2 separate regions of the Mus musculus genome follow, and region 2 is linked to region 1. Evidence: chromatin loops called from intact Hi-C (ENCODE). Cell type or tissue: gastrocnemius. All regions are shown on one strand.

Evidence for each region. Hi-C counts contacts between places; a loop is a spot of excess contacts. Peaks named below come from ENCODE experiments on the same cell type or tissue, not always from the same donor. Only the 100,000 strongest peaks of a DNase experiment are listed, where the experiment ranks them.
Region 2: a loop joins it to region 1, with 4 times the contacts of the local background. A loop is called at or near these places in 12 of 42 quality-filtered maps.

What each region holds. Positions count from the first base shown.
Region 1 is chrX:103,479,289-103,487,288 of GRCm38, forward strand. Xist (inactive X specific transcripts) reads right to left here and starts at 3,945. Exons shown (of 8, transcript NR_001570.2): 1 at 1-3,945. It also overlaps Tsix and the pseudogene Gm14861. In gastrocnemius, CTCF peaks have their summits at 2,431 (motif pointing right) and 4,950 (motif pointing right); DNase peaks (open chromatin) are centred at 2,508, 2,702, 3,248, 3,956 and 1 more place; H3K4me3 peaks cover 3,858 bases; H3K27ac peaks cover 3,081 bases.
Region 2 is chrX:103,599,333-103,607,332 of GRCm38, forward strand. Ftx (Ftx transcript, Xist regulator (non-protein coding)) reads right to left here. Exons shown (of 11, transcript NR_028381.1): 6 at 7,592-7,694; 7 at 6,986-7,050; 8 at 3,710-3,757. Among named protein-coding and RNA genes, the nearest start is that of Ftx, 20 kb to the right of the region's middle. In gastrocnemius, no CTCF peak of the experiment used is centred here; no DNase peak of the experiment used is centred here; H3K27ac peaks cover 2,616 bases.

The DNA.
Region 1 (8,000 bases):
AGTCTTATAGGCTGAGTGATGGGCACTGCATTTTAGCAATAGGACTGCATGCATTAAGTGAAATTCCATGACTCTGGAAGTCAGTATGGAGGGGGTATGGGGTATAGATGGGCTATCTCAGTCTTATAGGCTGAGTGATGGGCACTGCATTTTAGCAATAGGACTGCATGCATTAAGTGAAATTCCATGACTCTGGAAGTCAGTATGGAGGGGGTATAGATGGGCTATCTCAGTCTTATAGGCTGAGTGATGGGCACTGCATTTTAGCAATAGGACCGTATGCAAAGTGAAATTCTATGACTCTGGAAGTCAGTATGGAGGGAGTATGGGGTATACATAGGGATATCTCAGTCTTATAGACTGAGTGATGGACACTGCATTTTAGCAATAGGACCGTATGCAAAGTGAAATTCTATGACTCTGGAAGTCAGTATGGAGGGAGTATGGGGTATACATAGGGATATCTCAGTCTTATAGACTGAGTGATGGACACTGCATTTTAGCAATACGATTCTATGTATTAAGTGAAATTCCATGACCCTAGAAGTCAGTATGGAGGGGGTATGGGGTATAAATGGGCTATCTCAGTCTTATAGGCTGAGTTATGGGCACTGCATTTTAGCAATAGGACTGCATGCATTAAGTGAAACTCCATGACTCTGTAAGTCAGTATGGAGGGGGTATAGATGGGCTATCTCAGTCTTATAGGCTGAGTGATGGGCACTGCATTTTAGCAATACGATTCTATGCATTAAGTGAAATTCCATGACTCTAGAAGTCAGTATGGAGGGGGTATAGATGGGCTGTCTCAGTCTTATAGGCTGAGTGATGGACACTGCATTTTAGCACTGAATCAATGAAGATTCGAATTTCTCTAAGTAGAAGTGGGCTTGGGATAGGTCTGAAAGTATCTGGGCCTGGGGCTAGGACTGGGCTGGGGCAGGGCTGGACTGGATTGGGTTGGTTGGGTGGGGCAGGGGCAGGGGCAGGGGTAGGGGCTGGGGCTGGGGCTGGGGCAGGGGCTGGGGCAGGGGCAGGGGCTGGGGCTGGGGCAGGGGCTGGGGCTGGGGCTGGGGCAGGGGCTGGGGCTGGGCCTGGGGCTGGGGCAGCAATAGCAGCAGCACTATTTGCTGAGTCTTGAGGAGAATCTAGATGCCATAAAGGCAAGAACACACAGAAAGTTGAAATGTAGGCCTTAATATTACTATTATAACAGTAAGTCTGATAGAGGACACAGAGCATTACAATTCAAGGCTCTTGCTGACAAGTAAAACCATTAGTCAATATAGCATCAACAATAGCAACAAAAGCAAAGCCTGAACTGGTATAGAACCTCAAATACTCCTGACATCCAGTCATAATGTTCACTTTACATTAACAGTATCTGTGTTATAAGACTTAAAAATTTGAAGAGTAGCTCGGTGGATGAGTTTGAAAGAAAGTACATTTAAGTGCCAAGTAATTTGAGTATCATCTGCCAAAAAAATTATTGAAAACTTTAAGGACTCCAAAGTAACAATTCACTAAAGGTAATTAAAATGAATTCAACAAGTAAGCAAATCGTAAATACATTTTGAAAACAATCACTTCGGTTTTAAATTCAAACACTAGCAAAGCACACTATCAGACGTGTCGTTGGCATCCAAAATATTCATTGAAATCAAAATGCAACCCCAGCAATAGTCATGGGGTAGATTTTGGAAGAAGGTAGGATTCTACCTCTTCACCAGTGATTTGTGATCCACTATGACTCTGGCCAAAGTCACCACTTATACCCAGTAGGCTTAGAGAACCGCTTGAGATCAGTGCTGGCTAAATCAGAGGCCAAGGTGTAAGTAGACTAGCCACTGAACAATACAAAGGAATGGAACGGGCTGAGTTTTAGTTTGCACCGCCACGTATAGAGCACTGTAAGAGACTATGAACGCAAGCGGATGAGTCAAATGTCCTTGAAATGGCCTTAGATACTTTTCTTTCTTTTAATAGGTGAGGTTTCAATGATTTACATCGACCAAGAACCCGCAGCCTCGGTCTCTCGAATCGGATCCGACATCATCCAACACTTCAGTGTTAGAATTGCAAGCATGCGCTCTCCCGACCTGGGCAGGCACTTCGAAAAAATGATGACTAAAGACACACGTGAAGTACCAAGCGAAACTCACGTCCTTATGGGACAGTGACTCATCACAGTCTAATTCCATCCTGGCCACCAAGCAATAATGCACATTTCTAACTGGAAGTCAAGCAAACACCAACACTTTCACACTTGTGCCCATTTCTGACGAGTTACGTCAAGTGGCAACCAACACTTCCACTTAGCCTTGCCTCAGCTTCGAGTGGCACAAGGTAGGACCAACCACACCCTACCATAATGCACCAAGTGTACCCTCGGGCAAAGCCCGCCAAGTAGCTAAAGCCCGCCAAAAAAAAAATCACTGAAAGAAACCACTAGAGGGCAGGTCACATGACTTCCGCCATCTTAGACACATTCAAGAGCATGTGCCACCTCTCCAGGCTAACTCAGACATGAAGCTGACATGTGACACACAAAGCCCTTTGCGTTATACCGCACCAAGAACTTGAGCCGCCATCTTTTCCTGTACGACCTAAATGTCCTATAATCCATTGCTACACACCAGAACAAAGATTGGGCTGTCGAGCCTCGGGTGGAGCCCCCGAGCCGCCATTTTATAGACTTCTGAGCAGCCCTTAAAGCCACGGGGGACCGCGCCAGGGGTCCATATGCACACACACCCTGCCCAATCCCCACACCCACGCTGAGCCCTATCCCCTAGTCCTCTGCGGCTTCCGCGCAACACCGCACACTAATACGAGCACTCCTTGGCTTTCTACTTCCGGCTAGCACAACCCCGCAAATGCTACCACAAATCAAGGCGAATCCCGCAACCCCGCACATATAAAGAAAGCCTTTAGCTAGCGCAGCGCAATTGGTTGCTTTTATCCAGTCCGCTGTGCTCCTCGGTGTCCTAATTCTTGGCGTAACTGGCTCGAGAATAGCCGTATCACGCAGAAGCCATAATGGCGGACGCGGGCTCTCCACGCCCTGAACACCCACTCAGTTTAAGAGCAAAGTCGTTTTTCTAAGCCATAGGTTCACTCACACAGCACCAAACGATCAGCAGCAACAGTACACGCAAATAAGAGGCATAGATATTCCAGGTAGTGCAATAACTCACAAAACCATATTTCCATCCACCAAGCGCCCCGTTGGGCCGTGAAAAAAAAAATTTAAAGCAGGTATCCACAGCCCCGATGGGCAAAAGAAAAAGAAAAAAAAATAATAACAGCAGGTATCCGAGGCCCCGTTGGGCATGGGAAAAAAAGACTAAACGCAGGTATCCGAGGTCCCGATGGACCGAGAAAGGTTTTTTTGTTTTTTTTTTTTTTTTTACAAAAAGCAGGTATCCATGGCCCCGATGGGCTAAGGAGAAGAAAAAAAGAATAAAAGCAGGTATCCACAGCCCAGATGGGCAAGTTTAGAAAAAAAAATAATAAGAAAAAAAAAGAATGAAAAGGCAGGTAAGTATCCAAAACCCCGTTGGGCATGGAATGGCGGGGAGGACACACAGGTATCCGTGGCCCCGATGGGCAAGAATATATAAACAATGAAAGAAAGGTAAGTCCACCATACACACACAAGTATCAACCAAAAGGCACAACAAAGAAATATTCCTTAAAAATGAAAAATTGACTGAAAATATTACAAATATCAAAAAGTATGGAGGACATGTCAAAAAAAAAATCTTACCAGAACATATCAAAACGTCAAAAATCTCGTGGAATTTTGATATGTTTTCTTAAATAAGCCATAAGGCTTGGTGGTAGGGGAACTAAAAATGTTCCCCCAAAGCTCCTTAGATGGAGAGAAACCACGGAAGAACCGCACATCCACGGGAAACGAGCAAACATGGCTGGAGCAAGCCGTTGCACGCCTTTAACTGATCCGCGGCGCTGAAGGCGGAGAGACCAGAAGAGGAGTGGCCACAAAGATTGCAATTCTGACATCTTATTGGACCTTTAGGTCTAACTATATTATAAAAAAATTAAAATGAATAAAGATGGAGGTACGTAAGCTCAGTGACATGACGCGTGAATTTCATTATTTTGCGCGATAATGAAGGATTATCCTATTTTACAGCTAAAAACGTTTATGTAGAACTTCCACATAAACATTAAATAATGTACATTAGGTCACACACCTGTCTATGCAAAATTTCAATATATCTTCTACTTGGACAAACCATGTATCGCTCCGCGTCTTGGACACTAGAAGTTCTTCTGCATTAGTTGGCGACCTCAGATGAGGAGAGGAAAGGGTAGAAATGCCTCACAAAATGGCTCCTTGGTTCCTAAATTATCAGAGTATTAGTTGTGACCGATTTGGTGGGCTTACGCTCATAGTTTTGGGTCATTGGCATCTTAGTCTTTCTCTGGGAACCTGGTGACTCCATACCTTGGGACAAAAACGCACTGAAGTACGTTACTCGCTAGCAGTAATGAAAAATAATTCCTAAATGCCAAAGCAAAGCCTGAGGGAATAATAGCTCATTGGTATCTTACTCGCCCCAGAGACACTGCTAACTTAAAAGAACTGTCAAATTTTGTTAACTGTCAAACTATGAATATCCACATGAAAGAGATCAGACACCCTGGGTATTAGAAAATCAAAGGATATTGTTGTCTCGTTGATTCACGCTGACAAATAATTCACAGTCTGTTCTAAGTTCCCTTTAGGCGTCCCATGAATAATAAAGGACACAAAATTGGTTTGCTTATGGACGATCAAAGTGCCAGCAATTCACTAATCTTACTATTGAGGTGGTTCAGGTAGGGATGGAAAAATATCTGCTACAAAATAAACTGTTTCAACAAAAGAAAAACAAATTAACAAGTAAATAAATGATGCACACAGACTGAATAAACCAGCAGGTGGCAGCATGAATCTTTCCAAGGCATCTGAAGCCAAACTTGGAGTGCAAAAGGATTCCTATCTGAATTGAGAAGTAAAGGTTACTTTGTCTAACTTTAGTTGACAGAGCGATCAGGATCAGAGTAACAAGCACACCAAAAGCATCACCAGTGAGAAGTCACATAGGACATATTAGGGAAAAAAGACCCAAGGAAGGGCTCTTCACAGCTAAGAGCACCTGGCTCCACGATGGATATGGCTTTGTATAAACGAGAACTTCTAAATGAGCTGTACAAAGAGAATTTAGAACTTGCGAGGTACTGGTCACAGATTATGCAAGCCAGTGTATCATTTTTGTGGGGATGCTAGAGAGAATCATCAAATTAAAGAGTTAAATTTAGTCTCTGTGTTTTACTTAGTCCCAATTCTTGCAAACCTCATCATTCTTTCTCACACCGTGTACATCAAGGTATGTCAGGTTTCGGGGACACTTTTTAGTCTTATCACAAGAAAGCATGAAGGGATATGTGCTAAAACTCAGTTCCTGGGCTGGAGAGATAGCTCAGTGGTTAGGAGTGCTGACTGCTCTTCCAGAGGGCCTGAGTTCAATTCTCAACAACTTCGTAGTGGCTCACAGTCATCTGTAGTGGGATCCGATATCTAACCTCTTCTGATGTATCTGAACAGTGACCGACAGTGTACTCACATTAAATAAATATTTTTCTAAAAAACACCTCCATTCCTGTACACTTAACTAGGTAATTTATTGCATATTCTTTGTTTGTTTGTTTGTTTTGTTTTTCAAGGCAGGTTTTCTCTGTATAGCCCCAGATGTCCTGGAACTCACTCTGTAGACCAGGCTGGCCTCGAAGTTAGAAATCCACCTGCCTCCACCTCCCAAGTGCTGGGATTAAAGGTGTGTGCCACCACTGCCTGCCTCATTGCATATTCTTAACATTAAGATTAAAAATGCACCTGGGGTAAAATAGTAATCTTGAGGAATTCTCCATGCAAATTCAAAGAGGAGAAGAAGGAAGAACAAGATGATGATGATAATGGGTCAAGAAACAAGGACCCACTACAAAGCAGCAAGAAACAGAAATGGGAGTTAAGAAATGGTCTTCCAATGTGCAGAGAGTAAGAGACTTTAGAACACTTGGTCCTAGATGAGATGTCTTCATCAAGCCCTTTCTTTCAATGCTCAGGCATCTATGAAGATAAGGAGTCAGAAAGACTGCAGTAAATGACTCCAAGAAAACACCATCCAGACAAAACAGCGCAGTTTTCGTTTTGTTTTTAAGAAAATGAATATGGATTTGGATGAGTGGGGAAGAGTTGGAGGAAGGAAAAATGATCAAAATAAATCATGAAAAATGGTTTGTTTTTTTAAAGGAAGGGATGTTCAATGACACTACTGGCTCTGTGAACAGAGAGAAAGTTGGAGCCACAACTATAGGTAGATCAGGCATCCAGTCTCTCCAGGAAATCTATATTTTTTTCAATTCTAACGTATATTGGGAGAGGGGTTGATCTGGTATAAAATGGTTGAAGAAACACTCCCAAGTTCATGAATCAACATAATATTGTCTAAGTTGCATCAAAAACCCATCTATGGATTTAGCGCTATACTCAGCAAAATTCTAATGACATTCACATAAATAGTTTTTAAAAATAGGTGACATGGTAAGTAGCTTATGCCTGTGAATCCCAGCCCTTGGGAGTTACAAGGATGATCAGAAATAGCCACATAGAGAATTGGAGACCAGATTGAGCTACATGACAAAGCTTCAAATGAATGAACAGGTTGCACCACAGCGTCAACATGCTACTGCTCATAGGTAGGCTTGTAAATTAGTGGGATAGAATAGAGGACCTGGAGACAGCCATCCACTACTCAACAAAGGTACAAACACCACATGTAAGAGACATACAGTCACTTGGCCAAGTGATCCTTAGCATAGTGGTACTATCTCACCCTATACAGAAATCAATCTACCAAAGATCATGTAAGAACAATGACTCCTACAGCCTCAGACATTTTATCACTAAGCCATCAGGAGCGGGGAGGAGGTGGCACTACTTTAGAAGAATTAGGAAGGACATAAGTCACTAGGGAGTGGGCTTTGAGGTTTCAGAAGCCCAAGCCAGGGCCGGTGGTTGGCTTTCTTCCTACTACCTGTGGAACCAGATGTCAAACTCCAGTACTATGTCTTCTTGAATGCTGACATGCTCCCTACCATGAAGACAATAGACTTTAACCCTAGAAAATATTAGAAAGCCCCTTTACAATGCTATCTCTTAAAGTGTGGTCAACCAGGTGGACGTGGTGCATGTCTTTAGTCCCCAGACCTAAGAAGTGATCAATTATGGTGCTTAAGACTGCTCTTAGATTACTCTTGAGATGCTTAATATTCCAGATGACCAAAGTTCAAGATTTACACTCACACTAGACAAATCTTTACTGCCTGTAATTTCAGTGCTAAGGGATCTAAAGATCAGGCTTTCATGTGCAACTTCACAGACTTTATATAAGATAACAAAAAACAATCTCCAGCACCTCATAAAACAGGCATACCAACTTATAAGTTATAGTAATAGAAAGTGAAGAGTCCCCAGCTCCAAGTCCCGGAAAAATATCAACAAAATCAGAAGAAAATTTTCCCAACCTAAAGAGATGCCACCCTTTCCCCTGGCTGGCAGCATGGAGGCTGAACGATGCCTGAAGTCACTGTAAAAGATGTTAACCATCAGGTTCGTCAGAGCGCTGGCAGCCTTCCTCAAAAAGTCCAGGAAGCTGAAAGTTCGGGAATGGGTGGACACAGTCAAGTTAGCCAAACATAAAGAGCTTGCCCCATATGATGAGAACTGGTTCTACCCACGAGCTGCTTCCACAACTCCGGACCTGTACCTCTGTACACAACTGTAGTGCAGGAGTTGGTTCCGTGACCAAGATCTATGAAGGATGGCAGAGGAACGGTGTTAGGCCCAGCCACTTCAGCAGAGGCTCTGAGAGTATGGCTTGCCAGGTCCTCCAAGCCCTGAAAGGGCTGAAAATGGTGGAAAAGGGCCG
Region 2 (8,000 bases), 120 kb after region 1:
GATTTCTGAGTTCGAAACCAGCCTGGTCTATAGAGTGAGTTCCAGGACAGCCAGAGTTATGCAGAGAAACCCTGTCTCAAAAAAGCAAAACAAAAAACAAAAACAAAAACAAACAAACAATAAAAACAATGAGGGAAACTCAATTCTGGAGATGGGGTAAAACGAGAGGATTTAAAAAGAAAGAATCATTTTCTATTTAAGAGGCTGAGGCAATGTAGGTAAGTTTGAGGCCAGTCTCATCAACAGTGAAACCCTATTTCTAATCAGGCTACAAAACAAACACACAAATGAAAAGTTGTACAAAGACTCAGAAAGCTAACTTTAAAAAAAAATAATCTCAAAACCACCAACTAGTCTTGGAAATTCTTGCAGTGCCATGGTTTTCTTAATCTAGTGAGGCATTCTTCTTTTACAAGGCTGGCACAATGGCCTTGATAGGAGGCTACTCTTCCACATTTTTCAATGATATTTTTCTTGTATATGCGGGTGTTCCCTGTGCTGCAGTGCAGGTAGACGGCAAAAGACGACTTGTGGGAGTTGGCTAGCTTTCAGGGGCTTGAACCCAGCTTGTCAGCTTGTTGAGTGACCAGCACCTTTACCCACTGATCCCTCCTAGGGGAGGCCACTGAATTTTAAGATCTGGCTAACGAGAAAATAGTCTCATGGACTGCAAGGGCAGAATGGCTTCTAACCTCACACTGGCATACTTTTGCTAAAACTTCCTCTCCCCATGGCTATTTTTAAGACAAGGTCTCACTTTGGCTCTCCGGCTGGCCTGGAAATTGCTATGTAAACCAGGCTCAAATTCACAGCACCACCTGCCTCTGCAATTCGGTACAAGGTCTAAAGGCATGTGCCACGATACCTAGCCAATTATGACTATTAGTTCTTGTCTGAAAGTTACTCTCACCTCACGTACAAACTGTCAGAGGCATGTACTTGTAGACCCAATTAACCGGAAGACCAAAGCAGTAGGATTGTTTCAGGCTAATGATTCAAGGTTAACCAATGGGGGGAAAAATCTAAAATGTGAACAGAATTTTCAACATTTCCTACAATTGAATCCCAGTCATCCTAATACTATTAGCTATTAAAATAATACCTAATAGCTAATAGTTAATAGCTATTAAAACAAAACAGAAAATAGGGTTTGGGGGAAGTTCCTAATCTCTTCTGTTTCTCCATGCTTATTACTACCTAAAGCTGTTCCCTGGGGGCTGGCATCTCAGATGGCTTAGTGAGTAAAAACACTGACTGCTCTTTTGAAGGTCCTGAGTTCAAATCCCAACAACCACATGGTGGCTCACAGAGACCTTTAATGAGATCTGATTCCCTCTTCTGGTGTGTCTGAAGACAGCTACAGTGTACTTACATATAATAAATAAATAAATCTTAAAAAAAGATCTAAGGCAAGAAAATTAAAAAGCCAGGCAGTGGTGGCACACTCCTTTAATCCCAGCACTTGGGAGGCAGAGGCAGGCAGATTTCTGAGTTTGAGGCCAGCCTGGTCTACAGAGTGAGTTCCAGGACAGCTAGGGCTACACAGAAAAACGCTGTCTTGAAAAACAAACAAATAAAAAACCAAACCAAACCAAACCAAAAACCAAAAGCTGTTCCCTGTCTTCAAAAGATTAGGACAGGGACCTGGAGGATTGGTTCAGCTGTTAAAGGCACTTATTGCTTTTCCTGAGAACCTAGGTTCAATGCCTGCTTATAACTGTCTGCAAGTCGTTTCAGGGGATTTAACATTCTTTTCTAACCTCCATAGAAATCGGGCACATGCACAGTACACATACCTACATGTAAGCAAAACACTCATGCACATAAAGATAGATAAATAAATGTCTTTGAAAAGAGAGAAAAGATAAGGAGAGGAAGAAAGTGTGTTCGTAGCTGCCCTTGACAGAAGGTACTATAGAAGAGAAACTGCTATGAATGGTGTTAGCTGAAACATCACTAGGTCACTCTTTTGCTTAGTGAGTCTGAAGAAGGGATAGTCATTCCTACAGATAGACAGACAGACAGTATGATATGCCTGGGAAGAACAAAGGTACTTACATAGGAACATATTAAAATTGGCTTTTTGATTCCTGATTCCCATTAGCAGCTATGGATTTCTGAATATTATATTTTTCTACATATACATATATATGCAGGTATGTAACGTACCTATACATATAGGCATTCAGGGCAATGTTCATGTAGAGGCCAGGGGACTAAGAGTCTAGTCCTACTCCATTACTCTGTACTTTATTCTTGTGACATAGGATCTCTTACTGAACCTGGAGGTAGACTTAGTGGCAACAAGCCTCCTCATGTCTGTCAGCAACAGCCCTGGGGTTACATGCACTCATGGTCATGCCAGGCTTTGTTTTCTAGGGTTTTACTCTTATGTGTATACGTATGTGTGAGTTCATGGAGGCTAGAAGCGTATTGGAACCCCTGGAGCTGGAGTTCTAGGAAACTTGACCTGGACATTAGGACCGAACTCTTATCCAATGCAAGAGCAGCAAGACTTTTTTATTCTGCTGAGCCATCTCTCTACCTTCCATAGCCAGCTTTTTATGTAGGTGTTGAGAACAGAAACTGAGGTCCTTATGTGTTCTGACCCACTAAGATTTTAAAATGTAATAGGGCTGGTGTCCACTGGTAGACTTCTTGTCTAGTATCCCTAAGGTCCCTAGGACCACATGCCAGCAGTGTCAACAAGAAAATAAAAAATGTCAAGATGTCAAGCATGGTGACAAAGGCTTGTAATTGCCTGTAATTCCAGCTACTGGGAGGCTGAGGCAGGAAAAACAAAAGTATAAGTTTGCCTGGGCTATAGAGTGAATTCATTGGAAGCCTGGGCAATTAACCAAGATCCCTGTCTCAAAACACGTTCTTCGTCTTTTTCCTCGTCGCCTTCTTCTTCCTCCTCCTCCTTCTTGATTTATTTATTTTATGTATATGAGTACACTGTAGCTGTCTTCAGACACACCAGAAGAGGGCATCTGATCCCATTAGAGATGGTTATAAGTAACCACATGTGGTGGCTGGGACTTGAACTCAGAACCTTTGGAAGAGCAGTCAGGGCTTTTAATCACTGAACCATCTCTCCAGCACACTGTGAAACTTCAAATACTTAAATAAAAAGTGTAGCAGAATGGGGTGGGAGTGCTGAAAAGATGGCTCAGTGGTTAAGAATACTGGCCATTCCTCCTGGGGACTTTTTCCCACTTCTGGACTCTACTATCCATGCATGTGGTACACACATCAATATAGGCAAAATACTCATACACATAAAATAACAATTTAAAACTTTTTTTTAAAGGAAATGAGAGGGCTGTGGGTATAGCTCACTGGTAAAGCATGCACACGTACATACATCTGACCATTCTGGGGTGGTAGAGTAGACTTTGAACTAAGTTCAGTGACAGACTGTTTGCCTAGCATGTGTGTGGCACCCTAGGTTCAATTTCTAGAACCGCAAGGGCGAAAGCGGCCGTGGATATATAGATTAGTGATAAGAGCAAGCTGCTTACAAAGAGGCCCTGTGTTAAATCAGCATGGGGGTGAAGAGAAGAAAGAAAATGACAATTTTCATGATGCTTTTAACATCTAATTCTACCCCTAATTAGAAACCAGACTATGGCGAGTAACTACTGTCTCTATGACAAAATACCAGCGACAAACAGCTTAAAAGAAGGGCAAGTTTCTTTTTACTCACAGTTCCAAAAGTTTCAGTCCATGGCCAACTGGCTCTGTTCCTTCCAACCTACAGCAAAAAAGAAATCACCATGGCAGAGAGAACAAGGTAGAGTGCTGCTCATGAAGAAAACGGGGAAGGGGGTCACAGCCACAGTGCCCCCCTCAAGGCTCCATCCTCAGCATCCCAAAAAAAAGAAGAGAGAGAGAGAGAAAGCCATCTCCAAAGAATCCCCATGTCAAAGCAGGAAACAACTTTCAAAAGACACTTAAAAATCCAATCCTAACTTGGGTATGGTGGTCCACCCTTCAAGAGGCATAGATAGGCAGAGCTCTATGAATCCAATGCCAGCCTGTTCTACAGAGTGAGATCTGAGATAGGCAGGACTAGAAAGAAACCCTCTCTCAAAAGAAACAAAACAACACCAAAAATTCCAATTCTATTATTCCAGTGTTGTGCGTTCACTGTATGTAGTCCTACTATGAGTAAAGCCACAATAACTTGAACTCAGGAATTTAAGACCAGTCTGGACAACACAGCACAATACCATTGAAGGATTAAAAAACAAGTGACAAAAAAAAAGGAAAAAGAAAATCCAAACCTTATAGCAGTGCGTCAGGGTAAAGTTATATATGTTTGAAAAACATATATATCTTTTTTGGAGATGGAAATGGCAACTCTTCCAGGTTTTGGGACAAAATTTCACAAGAGAACATGTCTAAGTTTCATACTAGATGCTCAATAAATGGCATCAAGTAATAAAAAGCTCACCTATCACATTACACGTGCATGAACGCATGTTATAGTAATTTCTTAATTTTTTAAAAAGCCAGATAAGGCTGTGTGTGATGGTACACACCTGTAATCCGGGCACTCAGGAGGCAAGACGGAGGTGAATCTCTGAGACTAGACAGTTTACAGAGCAAGTTCCAGCCAGCTAAGGCTATGCAGTATAACACTGTCTCAAAACCAAAAGCAAACAAACAAAAACTGGATTTTAAAAGGCATCCATGCAAAGAAAGGGGAAAAGAGAAAGGGGAGAGCCATAGAGAATAAATTAGTTGGCTCCATGAGGCATATAAAAGAGCTCTTTCTGTATTCACATCCAGTCTGAAAATGCTTTCGTATTTTTTCAGATGGGTCTCATGTGACTGAGGCTGGCCTTGTTCTCCTACTCTTCGAGAAGTCAGTCCCCAAAAGCTGAGATCACAGGAGGGCACAACCATAGCCCGCTCTGTCGATATACACTCCCCTCTCCCCTTTAAAAAAAAAAGATTTCCTTATTTTATTTTGTATACAGTGTTGTGGAATCATGTATGTCTGCATGCCAGAAAAGGACACCAACCAGATCCCCTTATAAATGTTATTAGTCATCATGTGGTTGGTGGGAACGGAACAAAGGACCTCTGAAAGAGCCAGTGTTCTTAAACCACTGAGTCATCTCTCTCGCCTCTCCAATGTACATTCTTTTTTTGTTTGTTTTTGTTTTTGGAGACAGGGTTTCTCTGTGTAGCCCTGGCTGTCCTGGAACTCACTCTGAAGACCAGGCTGGCTTCGAACTCAGAAATCTGCCTGCCTCTGCCTCCCAAGTGCTGGGATTAAAGGCGTGCACCATCACACCCGGCTCTCCAATATACATTCTTGATCTTAATTTTCCTGGGAAGCAATGCAGGAAGAAACTGATTTCAATTTGTAGGATCCGTTGTAAAGGCAAGTACCATAGAAATAAAATGGGGAGAGGAGTTAACTTACACTGGCAATGGCCAAACTTCCTCAAAAGGCCAAATGGTAATACTCCAGGCTCTACAGGCCACATAGCTGGTACAATCACTCAGCTAGGCAGTAGCACAAAAGACCACAGACAGTAATAAATGAAAATGACTATGTTTCAATAAAACCTTCTATATCAAGCAGGAGCTTGGGAGCTGGTGGTATAACTCGATGGCAGAGCACCAAGATGAGCACTAGGTACATCCTCAACACAGAACCAAACCAAAGCAAAGCAGACCAGGAGCTTCTGGTGCCCAGCTTCCGTTCCTTAGGAGCCATTTTAGCTCTTCTGGCCCTCAGGTTGATCAGGTTGAGAAGGACATGATCTCCCCAAACCATTTGAGGATATCTGTCGTGTCAACTGACTTGTGCTTAGAAACGGCACTTCTAAAACAAAAAGTGAGGCCTGTATTTCTCTACTTACTGCTTTGTCATTGAGAAGTACCCTCCTCTTCTCTTTTGAGGTCACTCACGCATAGGATCTGGCAAACGCTAAACCCTTTTTCAAAAATATCTTCCCTAGAGCCAGAGATACAGTTCATTGGTAGAGGAATTGTTTAGTAGGTCCAAAACCCCGTGTAGCACCCAAGAAAAAAAAAGCCGTTTGGAGTCTAGCCAAAAGAGGGGCAACGAAAAGATACCCTACACCTATGATTTTTCCACTCACCTAGGTCAGCCATCATGTCGTGAAGAGACAGTGGCAGCTGTTAACAGAGGCAAAGATGGGCAGGTTCGTGCATACGTGTAGTTAGTCCCAGTATTCAGGAGATGGTAGCGGGAAAGGACTAACTTTGCAGCCACGTTGTGTTAATGCTCCAGGCAAGAGGGACTGTCAAGTTTAAAAAATAAACAGAAAAAACAGTAGAAAGGAGGAAGCGAGGAAACCAGAAGACACTGCTTCTATTATTAACTCAGGCACCTGCTGCTGCCGTTTTGAGACAGGAAGATTGCTATGTCGACTATGATAGCCTCACACTGGTAACCTTCCTACTTCAGTCCTACTGGGATTACAGGCATGAGCCACTATGCTTGGCTAACTATGTTTTGGCTAACTTTATTCAATGTAATTTTTCAAATCATAAAGGGAAAAACTCAATTTAATATATATGCTCTATTATACATATAGTATATAACTCTCTCTCTTTTTTAACCCACAAAAAGGAAAGTCCCATAAGGGCACGGCTTTCTTTTTCTTTCTTTTTTTTAAGACTTATTTATTTATTTAATGTATATGAGTACTCTGTCTGCATGTATACTTGTGTGCCAGAAGATGACATCAGATCCCTTACAGATGGTTGTGAGCTACTATGAGGTTGCTGGGAATTGAACTGAGGACTTCTGAAAGAACAGCCAGTGGTCTTAACCGCTGAGCCATCTCTCCAGCCCCATGGGCAGGGCTTTCTTAACACCTAAAATAATCTCAGGTAAGCACATACTATCTATTGAAGAAGGATGGAAATGCCACATGGAACCACTTTCCTTTTGTTTCAAAATGAGAAACCTCACCCAAAAGTATTGACACCTTACCCAGGCTTTCAACTGCTTCCCAAGGTTTCCATGGACACAATGATTATCCTCATGTGTTGCTGAATCTAAGCAGAAAACCTCAGTATAAGTAAGGGACAGATTCCACAAATGACAAAATTCCAACTTCCCAGCAATCTGTATGTTGAACAAGCATCCCAGATGATTTGTTATGTAACAAATAATATTTTAAGTACCATCATCAGAAAAAGTATGATCTTGGAATCTGTTATACTCCAAGAGTGGTAGCTCAGGCTTTTACCAGGGATAGGGAGACTGAGGCAGAAGGACTGCTATGTCTTAGACCAGCCTGCACTACATATTGAGATCCTAATACAGACACACACACACACACAAAATCTTTAATAAAAATCTTTTAGCAGAGAATACACCACCATTTCTAGATTGAATCAAATCTATCTTCCACTAGACAATTTCCAATTTCCCCATCTATAAATGTCTAACATGAGGAAAGGGAGGGTAAGCTATTTCAATGTGTTTCCAGACAACGGGTAACTGTGGAGTAATTGTTTGATGCTTAGTTAAGACCTCCTTTCTGGTCTGCTCTCATTAACTGAGCAAGCCAAGTAGAGTCACTGAGTCACTTACCAAGATTTTACCGTGATTTGAAAATTAATATTCTTTAATAACCTCACAGAATCAAGAGTTCAGTTTATCTCTTCAAAAGCGGCATAATTTCTGACAATATTATCTGTAGAGAGGAAAAAGAAACAAATTGACAAGGAATAGTCAAGTTTGAAACCCAATGTTAGTTTTATTTTTCCTCCTTTGGCATCTAGACATCTAAATCTATCAAAGATTCCCCACTTTTACTCCCTTCCCTCCTTCCCTTGTTTCAAGGGTAGTCTGAAACCTTGACTTACTCCCTGGCATAAGGAAATACATACATAAATCTAATATTTATAGCTATAAGCAGTATATTTTTAAAAAAGAATTATTTATTTATGCATGAGTACAGTCAGTGTCTTCAGATACACCAGAAGATGGCATCTGATCC